2 separate regions of the Homo sapiens genome follow, and region 2 is linked to region 1. A link is a contact called in ENCODE POLR2A ChIA-PET data. All regions are on one chromosome and are shown on one strand. The core of a region is the stretch at or near the end of the contact, and the rest is flanking DNA. Distances in the headings are between cores, read along the strand shown.

The links. ChIA-PET counts read pairs that join two places held with the same protein, here RNA polymerase II (POLR2A).
Region 2: POLR2A ChIA-PET joins it to region 1 with 10 read pairs in B cell. The contact joins the promoter of LGR4 here to the promoter of RPS13 in region 1. POLR2A ChIA-PET finds 5 or more read pairs at or near these places in 2 of 52 experiments (B cell and activated T-cell).

What each region holds. Positions count from the first base shown.
Region 1 is chr11:17,075,884-17,079,969 of GRCh38, forward strand. RPS13 (ribosomal protein S13) reads right to left here and starts at 1,784. Exons shown (of 6, transcript NM_001017.3): 1 at 1,736-1,784; 2 at 1,546-1,594; 3 at 1,285-1,363. The coding sequence starts at 1,758. RefSeq lists an enhancer at 1,818-2,017.
Region 2 is chr11:27,470,433-27,474,518 of GRCh38, forward strand. LGR4 (leucine rich repeat containing G protein-coupled receptor 4) reads right to left here and starts at 2,358. Exons shown (of 18, transcript NM_018490.5): 1 at 1,686-2,358. The coding sequence starts at 1,870. It overlaps LGR4-AS1 (LGR4 antisense RNA 1), which reads left to right and starts at 1,299. Exons shown (of 4, transcript NR_131170.1): 1 at 1,299-1,400; 2 at 2,346-2,525; 3 at 2,736-2,764. RefSeq lists silencers at 1,472-1,531, 1,782-1,951, 2,082-2,131.

The sequences.
Region 1 (4,086 bases), core at 534-3,033:
GATGACCAAAGGGATTAATGAGATTCCACAGCTAACATTTACTGAGAACTCTGGTCAGATATTCTTCTAAAAACTTTACACGTTATTTCTTTTAAACCTCTAATGAGCTCTGACTACTTACAATCTATGACATATTTTCTTTTGATGTGTCATACCTCCAATTAGACTACAAGCTCCAGGAGTACAGATATTTTGCACCCCCCTCCCCCTTTTAAGAGGTGGGATCAGGTGGTGTGGCTCACGCCTGTAATCCCAGCACTTTGGGAGGCCGAGGCAGTGGATCATCTGAGGTCAGGAGTCTGAGACCAGCCTGGCCAACATGGTGAAACCTCGTCTCTACTAAAAATACAAAAATTAGCCGGGCGTGGTGGTGCGGCCTGTAGTCTCAGCTACTCCAGAGGCAGAGGCAGGAGAATTGCTTGCTTGAACCCAGGAGGCGGAGGTTGCAGTGAGCCGAGATCATACCACTGCACTCCAGCCTGGGTGACAAAGTGAGAATCGGTCTCAAACAAAAACACACAAATTAGCTGGGCCTGCTGGCGGGCGCCTGTAATCCCACCTATTCGGGAGGCTGAGGCAGGAGAATCGCTTGAATCCAGGAGGTGGAGGTTGCAGTGAGCTGAGATCGCGCCACTGCACTCCAGACTGGGCGACAAGAGCAAGACTGTCTCAAAAAAAAAAAAAAAAAGAGGTGGGGTCTCTCTGTCACCCAGGAGTGCAGTGGCTTCATCATAGCTCACTGCAGCCTGGGACTTCTAGGCTCTGGTGATCCTCTCACCTCTGCATCCCAAGTATCTGGGACTACAGGCACATTGCGGCTGGCTTTTTTGGGCGGGGGAGTCGGAGAGTAGTATGTTCTCAGGCCCCAGAACCATGTTCAGCACATAGAAGGTAAACATTTGCTGAATGAAGCCACTTGCACGAAGTCACACGCAGCTGAGATTCAAACCACACCTAACTGTGAGGAACTGTGTCAGGCACTCTGCTTAGCCAATTCCAACTCCTCCACTTGACAGCTGTGTGATTTGGGGCTGGTTAGTATCCAGCGGCAGTGTGCCTCTGCTTCCTCAACTGTAAACTGGGGTGAAAGCCATGAAGATTTATTTCAAAGTATTGTGGTCAGAATTAAACGAAATCAGTACATGTGAAGTGCTTACAATGATGCCTCTAGCACGGTGGCGAGACCAGAGTTTTGGCTATTTTTAAAATAACTTTACCACCTACTAGATCCTACAAGTCACACGAGGACAGGCGAAATAGGCTATGTTAGACACAAACACTCACCGATCTGTGAAGGAGTAAGGCCCTTCTTGGCCAGTTTGTAAATCTGCTCCTTCACGTCGTCAGATGTCAACTTCAACCACTGTTATGGAATAGAAAGCAGCCTTAGGATGAGAACCCAGGAATGGCGCCGCAGAACAGCGGTCTCTCCTTCCGCAAAACCGCGCTCCTCATACACGCAAGTTCCTCACCCTGGCGTCGCTTCACCCGAGACAAATGCCAACCCCCTCCCCGGATTCTCCCCGGTCCCAGCGCGCTACTTACAGTGGGGACGCTGCGTCGATAGGGTAAAGCCGACTGGGACAGGCCCTTCCTGGGGAGAGAAGCAGTCTCGAGGTGAGGTGGCGGCTAGTGCCAGAGCAGCCCAGAACATCATCCCCTCGGCCCGCTGCCCACACTCCCTGTCTTCCTCCCACCCCCCGCCCAGCAATCCGGCTTGATGCCCCGAGCTCACCCGGGAGCATGCATGCGACCCATGATGGCGGCGATCAGGCAACGAAAGGAGAGCGAGAGTGGAAACGCCGCAGGAAGCCACCCAACACGCAGGAAGTGACCTCACACGTCCCCGCTTCCTCTCACGCAGGAGGCGGAGCTACGCTGCGCAGCCACCGCCCGTCTGTGTGACTACATCTCCCGAAATGCATTTCAGCGTCGCAAGAGATCGTCAATCCAGCCTCATCCCGGCATGCATCGGTCTTTGGTCAGCCTTGTTGCCAGAGCGGGAATTTGAGGCTGACGCCAGCTTGCGTCGAAATTCCCTGTGGACGCCGAGATCACAAAGATTCGAATGCTGCGCTGGGGGTGGGTATGGAGCAGGTAGGGCTGGAAGAAGCAGCCATACACAGGTGTTTGCTCATTCACCAGTGCCTGGCTTTGTCCTGGCACTAGATCCCTCAGAGTCGGCCCTGCGCCTAATAAATTAACAGATACAATAGCATGTGATGAGGACCACACGGGAAGCCATGGCAGCGGCTACCGCCCAGCCAGCGCTTCCATTTCTCATTTCTAAATCCTACCCTAATCTGTCAGGGGAGAGTCGCTGACGGTGAAGAACCGGTCTAAGGAGTTGAACCAGGTCCCCACGGATGCCTGCCGCCCTCCGCACTCGAATTCCCCTGCGCAGGGCTCTGGGGCGCTGGGCTCGCCGGGGAGAAGGGTTGGGCAGAGGCTTACGGAGCTATGTTCCCAAGTGAGAGAGTTGGCGGGCAGGGAAGAGCCTTGGGAGCAAGACTGCAAAGGCCAAGAGGATGAGGGATAAAATGAAGCATTTGAATTTCATGGGAAAAGGGAACCGTCAAGGAAGAAGCTTTTTTTTTTTTTTGAGACGGAGTTTCGCTCTTGATTCGCAGGCTGGAGTGCAATGGCGCGATCTCGGCTTGCCGCACCCTCCGCCTCCCGGCTTCAAGCGATTCTCCTGCCTCAGCCTCCTGAATAGCTGGGATCACAGGCATGCGCCACCACTTCCAGCTAATTTTGTATTTTTAGTAGAGACGGGTTTTTCCATGTTGGTCAGGCTGGTCTTAAATTCCCGACCTCAGGTGATCCGCCCGCCTCGGCCTCCCAAAGTGCTGGGATTACAGGCGTGAGCCACCGCGCCTGGCCGGAAGAAGCTCTTTTAAGACAGACCTAGCCTGGGCAACATGGCGAAACCCCCTCTCTATAAATACAAAGAATTAGCCGGGCGTGCTCGCTCGTGCCTTTGGTTCCAGCTACGAAGGAGGCTGAGGTGGAGAATCTCTGGAGCCGGGAAGGACATTGCGGTGAGCCGAGATAGCACCACTGCGCGCCAGCCTGGGCAACAGAGCAAGACTCTGTCTTAAAAAAAAAAAAAAAAAAGGAAAGAAAGAAAAAGACTGACTCAGTGCCGGTACACAACAATGCGTTGAAAGAATGGGCAAATGAAGCAGCTTCTTAAAATTTTAAAAAGTAAGCATAGCTCTAGGAAGGAGGGAGGTCAGTGAAATCAAACTCCTGTCGACAAGCTTAAAGTAACTGGCAAGACGCTGGGAAACTAGATACTGAAACATCCGCTCTTAACTTTTAACCTGTCACTATTTGAAATAAAGTTATCAGGGATAGCCGGGCGCGGTGGCTCACGCCTGTAATCCCAGCACTTTGGGAGGCTGAGGCGGGCGGATCACGAGATCAAGAGATCGAGACCATCCTGGCTAACACGGTGAAACCCCGTCTCTACTAAAAATACAAAAAAATTAGACGGGCGTGGTGGCGGGCGCCTGTAGTCCCAGCTACTCAGGAGGCTGAGGCAGGAGAATGGCGTGAACCCGGGAGGCGGAGCTTGCAGTAAGCCACGATCGCACCACTGCACTCCAGCCTAGGTGGCAGAGCGAGACTCCGTCTCAAAAAAAAAGTATCAGGGATAAAGAGAGAACCCTTTATAACAACAAACGGGTCAGTTCTCCAAGAAAACAACACCCCTCCCCCCCAAAAAAGCCATAATCTGTCACTATTTGATTAATAACTTTTCCCAAAGCATTAGGAATTTTAGTCAAATCGGGTACCCTATTTGGGTAATGTTTTTTTCTAGCAAAGTTTATCATTAGCCAATTTTACATTTTTAGTTCAGATATGGAATAGGTATCTCAAATTTAATATGACTCCAATTCCCAAACCATGCCCCTTTGTTTCAGTTAAACACGATCCTGTTTGCTCAAACTTAATACAAACCTAGGCATCTCCGTTTTTCTCTGATTTCCCTCTGTCATCCCAGCTCTACCACAAGAATGTATCATGAATATGTTCCCTTTGCCCCATTTCCACCTTCAGTCCCAGCCACCATCACCTCCT
Region 2 (4,086 bases), core at 1,108-3,607, about 10 Mb after region 1:
GTCAAAATAGTAAAATTGTGCTTTTCTATTCTATGCAGAGCCTTGCAAGAGGTTCAGGTAAAGGGACCTTTCTTTCTGCATTTCTTTCTGCACGAATTCCCTAAACGTTTCTAGAGAACTTGGGGAAAAATTAGTCCCATTTCCTCTCCACAGGTCTTCTTTCTCTTGATTCAATCAATTCCTGCTCAAACTTTCCCACTTAATGTAACTTTATGAACAAAATGCTCTTCACTGCAAAGTTAACTTTTTTTTTTAATGACAAGTTAAACTTCACTATACTGAAAAAAAAAAAAAACCTCAAATACATAACTAAAACTAACCTGAGACAGGAAAAATAACAAATGGGGAGGGGAAGGCTGAAGGTAGAAGAATGAAACAGGTTCCAAGACAACAGGCCTCGATGCTCACTAAAAGTCCATCCTGAGAGGGCAAGCGGAACACCTTTGCCACCACCCACCTGGAAATACAGCAATGCTCCTGCCTGCATAAAGATTTCTTCACAGGGTCCTTTAAAACTGTCTATTTCTAAGAGGTCCCTTCCACTACAGGTAAAAGGAAATTCCCTCTACCCTAGGGCCCCTCAGGATCCCTTCCTCTCTCACACGTTTCTTCGACTGCTCCTGATTTAAGCATTCAGCTGGCCACGCAACGCAAGAAGCAATAAGAACACAAAAACCCTACCCTGTTCCTCCTCTATCCGTGGCCTTTGCCACCACCTCCACAACCTAGTTCAGATTCCTCTTCTTTTCTCAAGGGAACGTCTAAAGCTCTCAAGTCCGTTTTGGCAGGGCGATTTTGTAAGTCTGAAACATTTCAGTGTGTCTCTCGATCTCAGGCAGCTCAAAAGAAAAGATCTGCTGGCTGCGTGAAGGTGCATTAGAAACCTGCTGCTACCTTGCAGCCTGGGCTGAGCATATGCTCCGGAACTTGCTTCTCTTCCAACATCCTGCACCTCAGGTCAGCATTCCTTCTTTAAAAGGCCTTGTTGGGTAAGAGCATGTCCACCAACAGAACCCTGTAATTCTCCCTTGTTTTCTCGGACTCCCCTGCGTGCTGCAGAAGCCTGGGCGTTAGTGGGGTAGTCCCGAGTGGAACTGGGCCGAGGTAGGTGCCGGGACGCACTACCTGGATGGGGCCAAATTGGAAGGAGATTCGCCCTGACTGAGGTACAGGTGTTTCTTCTCCCCACATGCTGGAACCCAGGAGGCTCCAGGTGCTTCCCCACGAGACATGCCTCGGTATGCAGACTGAGGCCAAGTTCTCGGCGCCCTCAGCCCCGCCAGTAGCGGAACTCCTGCCCGCTGAGCGAGGGCCCTCATGAGAAGGGAAGGTCGCGTGGACAGGCTGCCAGGGGCAAGCGTTTTTAGATTACTTCCTCCTTCTTGGCCCCAGATGCACTTGTGAGTTGGGGGTGTGCGCGGTGGGGTGGGAGGGTGCTTGTGCCCAAAAAGTCTGGGAACGAAAGCTACTGCTGGCTCGAACCCGGACTAGCAAAGTGCGGAAAGCCCGTGGCACAGGAGTGGGTGCCAGGCAGCCCGCACGCAGGTGACCGGCGGACCCCCTCCCCAGGCCCGGGCGGCGGCGGGGCGGGGTGGGGTGGGACTGACCCCTGGCTCCGCCCCGCGGCGCCCCCCGCTGGGCCCCGTTTCCTCCCCCCCCCTCGCGTCCCCGCCGCCCGCACTCACAGCGCTTGGGTGAAGGCGCTGAGCCCCTCGGGCACGGCCGTCAGCCCCTTCCCGGAGCAGTCCACCCGACGGTCGCCGTCGCAGCTGCAGGGCGCCGCGCAGAGAGGCGGCGCCGCGCCGCTGGGCCCGGCCGAGCCGAGCAGCCCCAGGGCGAGGAAGCAGAGCAGCCCTAGCGGGCCCGGCATTGCTGCGGCCGCCTCCCGCGCCGGCCTCTCCCGCGGCGCTGCTCGCTCCGCTGCCCTCCGATGTCCCCCGCCGCCCCCGGGCAGCCGGCCTGCGGGCTGGAGCGGGGGTCTCTTCCTCGGCGGTCCGCGCGGGCTCGGCCCCTTCAGCAGTCCGCCGCAGCGGCGCAGGGACGCGGCGCTCCGGAGTTTCGCCCTTCCCGCTGCTCCATGGACGCGCAGAGGCAGCCCCGCTCCTCCGGCGGCTCACGCCAGCCGGGCCGGCCCGGCGCAGCGGCGGGGGCCGCGCTCTGCCATCGCACCGGTCTCCCTGTCCCTGGCCTCTCAATGCAGCGGCTCTTCAAGGTTGCAGAGCGCAGCCTTCAGCCATGCCGGCCACTCGCCCCAGCCCCCGCCGTGGCTCTCGCACAAACACCCAGACTCTGGCTCGCTGTCTCCCAGCCGCGGCTCAATCTCTTCCCGTCCTTTTCCCTTCTAGGGTTGCACGCTCTGGTTCCCAAACCCCCGGCCGCTGGCTTATGCAAATCACTTAGGTACATGCAAAAGTATCCCTTCTCCCGGAGCGCCATTGGCCCGGGGAGGTCTCGAGCTCATTACTATGCAGAGAGGAGAGCCGCCATTGGCCAAGAGGAGGACCAGAGGGGCGTGTTTCTCGGGCGTGAGTGACAAGGTGGTGGTGGTTGTGGTGGTGGCGGCGGTGGTGGTGGTGGTGGTGGCGGCGGTGGTGGTGGTGGTGGTGGTGGTGGTTCAAGGCAAAATCTTGACTTGGCTGGATTTGTCTGGCAGGTTGTGGATTGAAGGTAGAAGGATAGTAGGACAAGGGGTCTAGTTTTTCCCTCCCCCACCCGTCTTTTTGTTCCCTCCGCAGAAATTGGATCTCCTAAATTGGATGACCTGGTAAGTAGAACTTCCCTCCAGCGTTCAGTTAAGTTTTAAATGACTCTCCGCTGTTCCAAAGGGCGAGGACGTCTGGAGCTCTGCAAACGGAAAAAAGATTTTGAAGAGGAGGAAAAAAGTTTCCCTCGATCTGACACACATCTTTGGGTTTTAGCTATACACTAAGTTAAAAGTGTACCCTCTCCAGTGCCTCACTTCACCTGGGATCTTTACACCTATCTTGATACACATTTGGTAGCTAAGTCTTAGCAATTCATTCTCCCCAGTCCTCTCTCTGTATTTGGTGTTTTTGGTGACTGCAAATTAGACTCCTTTCTCACGCACTTTAAAATCCTGAAACACAGGAATTTTGTAAAAGGTCAGAGAAAGTGATGTTTCTGAACACTGGACAATTTCCAAAACATCTGAGTGGGAGGTGACTACGGCTGAGAAGCCAGCAGCAACGTTGGTGTTAGGTAATTATCAGCATTCCCTCCTCTTCTGGATTTTGAGTCCCTGTGGCCTAATAGACCCCACGGAATCATTACCTGTACCAACTACGGCTTTAAGGGTACTTCGTTTCTTGCTCTCTGCCATGGCGTTGAGTCGTTTTACTCTATAATGGAGACATTTTTAATGAATACATTAAAACAAGCAGGATTCGGCCGGGCGCGGTGGCTCACGCCTGTAATCCCAACACTTTGGGAGGCTGCGGCGGGCGGATCACCTGAGGTTGGGAGTTCTAGACCACCCTGACCAACATGAAGAAACCCCGTCTCTACTAAAAATACAAAATTAGCCGGGTGTGGTGGCAGATGCCTGTAATCCCAGCTACTCGGGAGGCTGAGGCAGGCGAATTGCTTGAGCCCGGGAGGCGGAGGTTGCGGTGAGCTGGAGATCGCGCCATTGCATTCCAGCCTGGGCAACAAGAGCAAAACTCTGTCTCAAAAAAAAAAAAAAAAAAAAAAAAAAAAAGCAGGATTTAAAGATAATTATCATATAAAGTTGACTAGCCATCGTATGTAAATAAAACTTAGGACAATGGAAACAGGTTGATGCAGACCTATAAGTTTAAAATGAAAAAATTTTATCATCTTTGTATTTGGGAGTTTATCTAAAAGATAATGTCAGGTTGGGCACATAAGTCACATACAGTAAATCTGTCTAGAAGCTAGAGAGTTAATAAATAAACATATGCCTTCATTTCAAGTTTTAGGAATGACATATCTCCTCTCACTGCAGGGCTGAAAGACAACTTAAAGACCCCCAGAAAACTCTGGTTTTATAGATAAGAAATCTGAGGCTCGAGAGAGAGTGTGTTCTGCCCAACATCATCACGGAAC